Regions from separate parts of the Homo sapiens genome. Here region 1 is linked to region 2. The links are chromatin loops, found by intact Hi-C in ENCODE. Cell type or tissue: mammary epithelial cell. All regions are shown on one strand.

Region 1 (4,000 bases), 76 kb before region 2:
ACATGATCTCACTCATATGTGGAATCTGAAAAAGTCAAACTCGTAGAAGCACAGAGTGGAATGGTGGTTTCCAGAGGCTGGGGATGAGGGTTGGGAAACATGATGGTCAAAGGATACAAAATTTCTGTTAGACAGCAGGAATCAGTTCTGGAGATCTATTGTGCAGCATGGTGACTCTAGTCAATAACAGTATGTTTTATACATAAAAATTGCTGAAAGTGTAAATACCAAGTGTTCTCACTACCAAAAAATATGATAAGTAGGGTGATGCATATGTTAATTAGCTTGATTTAGCCATTCCACAAGGGATACATGTATCAAAGCATCATGATGTTCACAAATATATACGTTTATTGCTCGATTATTAATAAATAAATAGAATGAGTCACTAGAAGATTCAGACTCCCTCTGACCTCTCTACATAGCCTTTTATCCACCCATCTTCCAACCACCTGAGTGACCCTGGGTAAGTCACTAAAAACATATAAGGAATATTTTCATATACACTCATTTTTTTTTCAACTCAGATGAAATTCAAAAATAATCTTGATCATTTTAAAAGTGAACATTTCAATGGCACTTAGTACATTCACGATGTTGTACAACCACTACCTCTATCTACTTGCAAAACAGTTGCATCACCTGAAAGGAACTCTGTGGCCATGAAAAATCACTCCTTATTCCCTCTCCCGCAGCCTATGGCAACCACCAATCTACTCTCTGTTCCTGTGGATTTTCCTATTCTAGATATTTCATATAAATAGAATCATGCAGTATGTGGTCTTTTGCATCTGGCTTCTTTTGCTGGGTGTAATGTTTTTGAGGTACGTCCACGTTGTAGCATGTATCCAAATTTCATTCCTTTTTAGGGCTGAATAATACACCATTGTCTGTATATACCACATTTTCTTTATCCATTCATCTATTATTGGGCGTTCGGGTTGTTTTCATCTCTTGTCTCTTGTGAATAATGCTGCTGTGAACATAGGAGTACCTGTATTTGTTTGAGCATCTGTCTTTAATTCTTTTCAGTATGTAGGTAGGAGTGGAATTTCTGGGTCGTATGGTAGCTTTAACTCTTGGAAGAACCATCAAACTGTTTTCCACTGTGGCTGTACCACTTTGCATTCCACCAGCAATGTATATACCCTACCTTGTTTTGCCATGACTCCACCCTGATGAGGTTGGGTTACTTTATAAAGAAGGATCCTGAGACTCAAGGATGTAAAACCATTTGGCCAACTCAGTTTGTCAAGTGTCAAAGTTTGATTCCACATCTTTGACTACAGATCCCATTCCTTTCCATTGTATACACTTCTCCAGTCTTCAGCTTCATCCTTTGGAGAGAGAAAGCAGAGATCTATGAGGAATAAGCTTATCCAAATGCTGTCTAAGAATTCTGATAAAATCCCAGTGCAGGGCCCCAGGTGCTGAATACTGTGTTCACATAAGTATATATGTTTACTTTGCAGACTCAGCATCTGCAATCATACCTAGCCCCTAGTAAATCCTCAGAAAATATTTGTTGAATGAATGAGACTTATGCATTTATCTGAAAGCCTTTCATGTCTCTGGTAGTTAGCAAACCATATGCTGCCTTTTCCTTAAGATCTTTCTTTGCAAATGTGGCACATTCAGAAAAATATAGGACTGGATCGACCAGATGTGATGTGACTAACAATGGTAGAATGTCTCTCTCACACTCTAAATTGAAAATATGTTGTAATCAGATGTGTCAGTAGTCTACCTCAAATACAGTGGCAACGTGCCTTTCTCCGTTTCACTTAATATCATCTGATTATTTAATCTACAGACATACATCACTGATGTATTTTAATTAGCATGTTTGCTATGTATTTATAAATCAGTTTTCACCTTCTAAGACTTGGATGTTTTGCTGTCAAGAAGTCACTAGTACTAACCCCAAATAATGAATATGTTTTATAGTTAACAAAATTTTTCCCAGATCAATAAGGTTAATAAGTGATACTGTCACTTGGGCATGTTAATAAATTTTTTAAAAAATAGGCTGAGCCAGCTGAAAAGCTACAACTGGAAATAGATTATAGCATTTTGCCCCAGGCTTTGGCAGCAATTGAAACAAAGTATTTTGAAACACAGCAAATTGGCATTTCTCTGACTTCCAATGTTCAGTCTCTCCAAGCGGGACACCTGGTTCAACTACACAAAACAGCTATTCAGAATTAGAGTCTGGGCTTTTGTTATGCAAAAGGTAAATGAGGGTAGCATGAACTTTTCCAGGAAAAGCTGTTTTTACTTTTTACCCTAGGGAGACCTCTCTTCAGAAAGAAAGAAAAGAAAAAAAAAAGAAAACTGGTACTGACAGGAGATCAGAAGTTATGAGGATGGGTGGGTTCGAAATTTACTTTATAAAAGAAAACTTCATGCGATGCTGTAAAATGTTTCCACTGTAAATGAATTAAATTGAACCCCAAACCTACCCTGCTTGGGAACACTAGGTTCCCGTGGGACACTCTGAAGAGCTTTCACCAGGCTCACCTCTCCCCAACTCTCAGACTACAGAGACTTGCTTCTATTTGAGTTGCATTTATGTTGTAATAGAAATAGTTTGACCAACACTGTGGTTGGCTTGCTAAAAGAGGATCTATGCCCTATATGATAACATGTCTGTGACCCTGTACGTGTACTCTCATGCGTGCGTGTGCTTTGCGTGATACAGTCCAAACAAGGTTGGAAATTGCACTTGAATCTAGTGTTTGAGGTTGGTCATGCTACCCAACCCATGAATGGGAAAACCCAAAGTCCAGAGTGAAGGAGAATGCAGTGAAGGTTCTTTGACCAAAGCAGGCTCATCCAAGATGCCTGGCATTTGGTCCTATGACTTGTAACCCTTTGGATCCAATGGCCTTCCTATGCTGTGTTGGGTGGGTGTTAGGCAAATGTAAGGCCAAACAGCTTCAAAATCGAATTGAAGAGTCCTTGTTGGATGAGTATTAAGAGAGTCAGGGATCACCTGTCATTGCACCCCAGGATCAGCATCTTAGGGAGCCAGGCCCCAGACAGGCATTCTTCCCTTTACTTAATTGGTAGCTATCTCTTGAGTGACCAAGTGCTGGTGCTGCTCTGGGGATGGGACAAAGCCGTGCTCTCAGGGAGCTCACCTCCCAGCAAAGAAGACAGATGATAAAGACAGAACGAGGCCATTAAGTCATAGCATTTCAGATGATCAAAGTGCTGTGAAGAAAGCAGGAGGGCAGTGGGAGAGGAGGAGCTAGTTTAGATTATAGAATTGGAGAAAGCCTTAAGGAGCAGCGTTTTGGCAGAAACCTGCACAGTGAGAAGGGGCAAGCCTGGAGAACATTTAGGGGAGGCATCAGAGGAAGAAGGTACAAAATGTCCTAAGGTAGCAATGGTGCATCTGAGGAAAGCATGACTGGCCAGGATGAGAGTGACCCAGGAGGAATGCATCAGCGAGGGTACGCAGGATAGGCAGGACCAGAGTATGAGGGCCCTGTAGGGCAGGGTCTTCCTGCCTTGGCACCATTGGCATTTGGGGCTGGATAATTGTTTGTCATTGTAGCTGGTGGCGAGTCCTGTGTACTGTAGAATGCTAGCAGCATCCCTGGCCTATACCCACTAGATGCTATTAGCAACCTCTCCCCACAAATTGTGACGGCCAAAAATGTCTCCAGACATTGCCAGGTATCTTGGGGGTGGATGTGAAATCACCCTACATTGAGATCCACTGCTACAGATTATGGCAAGGCCTTTAGATCATGGCCTTGACCCTCAGCTTTAGTCTAAGCATGATGGGAAACCACAATAGAGTTTTAAGCAGGGGAGTGCTACAATATAACTTACATTTCAAAGGGAACCTGGCTGAGGGGCCAGATGGAGACTGTGGGGAGCAAGAGTGACAGCAGGGACTGGCGAATGTTCATGAAAAAGATAAGAGCAGGACCAGAAGCTTGGCTTCTACAGAAGATGGAGCTTGGGAAGAGATTTGCCTCTTCATGCG
Region 2 (4,000 bases):
AATGTATAAACTGAGAGTGCAATTTCTAGTCAAAGTTTATGTGTATGTGTAACTTCAGTAAATACTCCCACTCATTTTGTCAAAAATGATAGTACTAATTTACACTCCCACCACACTGTAGGAAAGTGAGCATTCCTCAGTAACACTGACTAGTGCTGTAAGTTTTGTTTGTCTTAGTCATTCTGGCAGATGAGTGATGCAGTTCCACTATTAATTTTAATTTGCATTTGCCTTACTCAGTTGATGTTGAGCATCTTTGCACCTGCTTATCGGCCAATTAAATAGCTTCTTTTTCTGACTGCCTGTTTAACGTTTTTGCCCATTTTCCTATTTGGATGTCTGTCTTTTTCTTAGTGATTTGTCATGAGTCCCTTGTCACTCTCACTCTGTGACATGCACTTTCACCCACTTAATGGTGTCAGTGTGATAAACAGAAATTCTTCATTTTAATGTGATTCAATTCATCAAATTTTCTTAATGACTAATGCTTCTTGTGTCCTAGTTAAGGACCTTTGCCTAGCTCATGAAGGCAATGAACATTATCTTGTGTATCCTCTAGAAGCTTTTTAATTTAACCTTTCACATGTAGATCTACAACCCATCTACATTTAATTTTTGTGTATGGAGTGAGCTAGGGTTGAAATTCATTTTTTTTCAATGTGGCTGTCCTTATGAATATTTAAAAATCATTCTTTTCCCACTGGATGTTTTTGTTTCTCTTTTTTTCTCTTATCTTTTTTTTCTTTCTTGCCATTGATCTATTTTCCCAAAAGCAGTTATACTAACTTACCCAGTACCTTTGTACTGATATCACAGCTTCAAATCTGGTCATTTAAATCCTCCGACTTTGTTCTTGGAGATAAACAAGGCTCTTATTGATCCTCTGCATTTCTGCCTACATTTTTAAATATCAGCTACTCAATTTCCACACACAAAAATACAAACTTGTAGTGATTCTCATTTAGACTTCATTGAATCAAAAGTTCAATTTAGGGAAAGTTACTATTTTTGTAATATTCTAATTCATGGAAATTATTTATTTATTTTCTTGTGTTTATTTTTCTTTTTTATGTTCTTTTTACTTTCCCACAAAAGCATTTCATAGTTTGTTGCATAGAAGTCTTTCCTCTCTGCCTCAGCTTGAAAATTTTTTACTGGCCTACATTCTAAACAACAAATCTGCTCTCCAGCTGTGTGATCCCCTAGTAATCACATATGTGACACGGTTAAATCAGATATTGTAATTTTCATTTTTTTTCTTCTTTCTTGGTTTTGTTTGTTGATATGCCTGGTACTGTTTATTAAATCCTAAACACTATGAAAAATCATGTAAAATTTCTGAATTATTTTATGTAATTTCAAAAAGGATTTTCTTTGTCTTCTTGAGGCAGATCCCTTAATCCAATCAGAAATTGAGCTGGTTTCAAATTGGATTTTAGTCTTACAAGGCTTTATCTAATTTCTGGCTTGCCCTTATTCCTGAAATATAGTACAATCAGCCCTTAGTAACCACGGAGAATTGGTTCTAGGGCCCCAAGCAAATACCAAAATCCACAGATGCTCAGGTCCCTTTTGTAAAATGGTATAGTGTTTTCATATAACCCACACATATCCTCTTATATATATAATCATCTCTAGATTACTTATAAATTCTAATGCAATGTAAATGCTATGTAGTTAGTTGTTATAGCCTATTGTTTAGGAAATAATGACAAGAAAAAAAGGTCAGTACATATGCAATACAAACAACCACCTTTTTTTCTCCCCTGAGTATTTTCAGTCCTAAATTGGTTTAATCCATAGACGCAGAACCCACCATTAGGGAGGTCTGACTGTACTTCACGGGTTTCAGCTGGGTTAATAACTAGGCTCTTCTCCTTTGGCAGGCTTTGAACCACATTTTTTTCACTGCAGTATCATGAGATATCCAAGAATTCTGCATCAAGTTTTTGGCCTCTTAGCAACTGATTTCTACTCAGTTTATCTACCTTTCAGCAGGAACAATTTAATAATCAACCAAAAACTTTACGAGAAAAGCAGCTCAGGGTGTTGGTCTCATTTCTCTCTGCTTCCCTTTCCTTTGGAATTTTGGCCCCTCAAGTCCTGGTTGCCTTAGCAGGGCTGAACATCAATTTTTGTCTCCCTGGGGCCACGAGACTCACAAAAGCTCTGCTCAGAGTCTCTTCCTCTTTGCCACTGAGTTATTCCTGACTCACTTGCTCAGCCTCTTTGCCCAGGATATGGACAGGAAAAAGCCTTAGGGGAAAATCAGCATAGAATGGCAGGTTTCTCTTTCCCTCAATGAGCAGGCTTTCTCTTTAAGATACTGAACCCTCAAATCTAGTCCATTTTAGTGAGTCTTTACTCAGATTGTGTGTGTGTGTGTGTGTGTGTGTGTGTGTGTATGTGTGCATACTCTACTCAGCTTTTCGTTTTGTTATTGATAGCAGGTTTTGTCCACCTCTGGCTGGTCCTTCAGAGCTGTTAGCTGAAGCAGTGTCTGATAGATTGAAAAAGCAAAAAATAAAGGACTCATAATAACCTTTCTAGTAAATATCCTTTTTTGCCCCTTTAACATAGCCTGAAAGAAGGAATGTGAAAAAAAATCTCAGAATTATCAAATTTCCCCATAGAATTTCATGCCACTGATAATATTTCAGGCACAAAATGTTTTCTGTTTTTAAAGTTTTTCCATATATTGGACTATAAATTCTTAAATTATCATATATATGGTAGTCCTTAGTGCTGGTTTCCAGATATTCTGGTTCTTCCTTCTTCTGGCACTTCCACCTTCTAGAGGATTCCCCATCCTGGCTCCTCTGTGGTGGGATACAACTTGCTCTGGCCAATGCATTGTGAGTATAAGTAAAGTGCCTGTATTAGCAGTTATCTCATTGCTATAAAGAAATACCTGAGACTTGGTAATTGATAAAGAAAAGAGGTTTAATTGGCTCATGGTTCTGCAAGCTGTACAGGAAGCATAACAGCTTCTGCTTCTGGGGAGGCCTCAGGAAACTTACAATCTTGGTGAAAGGCAGAGGGGCAGCAGGTGTGTCTTACAGCCAGAGCAGGAGAAAGATAGAGGGGGGAGGTACTACACACTTTTAAACAACCCAGAGCTCATGAGAACTCACTCGCAACAATAGTACTGGTACTAAACCACTCATGAGAAACCACCCCCATGACCCAATCACCTCCCACCCAGCCCCCACCTCTAGCATTGGGGATTACATTTCAACATGAGATTTGGGTGGGGACACAAATCCAAACTATATCAGCCCCCCATTGAGACCCCCAGAGTTATTTTCTTCTGCCACTGTGACCATTACTGGTCTAAACTGTCCTGCATTTTAGGGTGAAAATGAGAACAACATGGAACAGAATTCCTTCCTAAGCCTCAGGAGATAAATAGCATGGGCAATAAATTAACCTTGTTTTAAATCATTGAAATCATGAGGTTGCTTGTTACTGCATCATAACACAGCTTATCCTGATTCATACATTAAAGATTGCAAGAAATATATAGAATCCCATTTTATTGATAAAATTAAACAAGGCTCAGATTCTTGCTCAGAAAAGCTCCTTGCGAACATGAACATGTCTTATTTATTTTTATTGGCCCTTCATCTAATATAGCTTAGCTAAACTATGCAATACAGAAGATGACTGAGGAATTTCTGAGACGACTGGATGAATGACCAAATAAATTCCTTTGTGTGAGTCAGTATACATAAGAAGACAGGAAGGCAGGATATTATGATCTCACAAGATAAATCTGGATTCAAATCGTGGTTCTAACTTTATCTATGTGACCCTGAGCAAGTATCTGAATTTCTCTAAGTCTCAGCTTCCCAAACTGTAAAATGAGAAAAATAATATCTGCCTCTAAGGGTTGTTAGGAGAATTGAAAGAGATAACTTTGTGATGACATTAGCCTACATTCTGGCACATACTAATACTAAAAAATGGCAGGCATTATCATTATCCCTCAAAAATTAGC

The links. A loop is a pair of places that touch in the nucleus more often than their neighbours do. Peaks named below come from ENCODE experiments on the same cell type or tissue, not always from the same donor. Only the 100,000 strongest peaks of a DNase experiment are listed, where the experiment ranks them.
Region 1: it touches region 2 in a loop (2.2-fold over the local background); 1 of 110 quality-filtered maps calls a loop at or near these places.

What each region holds. Positions count from the first base shown.
Region 1 is chr21:35,161,241-35,165,240 of GRCh38, reverse strand. No RefSeq gene overlaps it. Among named protein-coding and RNA genes, the nearest start is that of RUNX1, 110 kb to the right of the region's middle. In mammary epithelial cell, no CTCF peak of the experiment used is centred here; a DNase peak (open chromatin) is centred at 1,690; H3K27ac peaks cover 1,382 bases.
Region 2 is chr21:35,084,797-35,088,796 of GRCh38, reverse strand. No RefSeq gene overlaps it. Among named protein-coding and RNA genes, the nearest start is that of RUNX1, 37 kb to the right of the region's middle. In mammary epithelial cell, no CTCF peak of the experiment used is centred here; DNase peaks (open chromatin) are centred at 2,216 and 3,696; H3K27ac peaks cover 2,668 bases.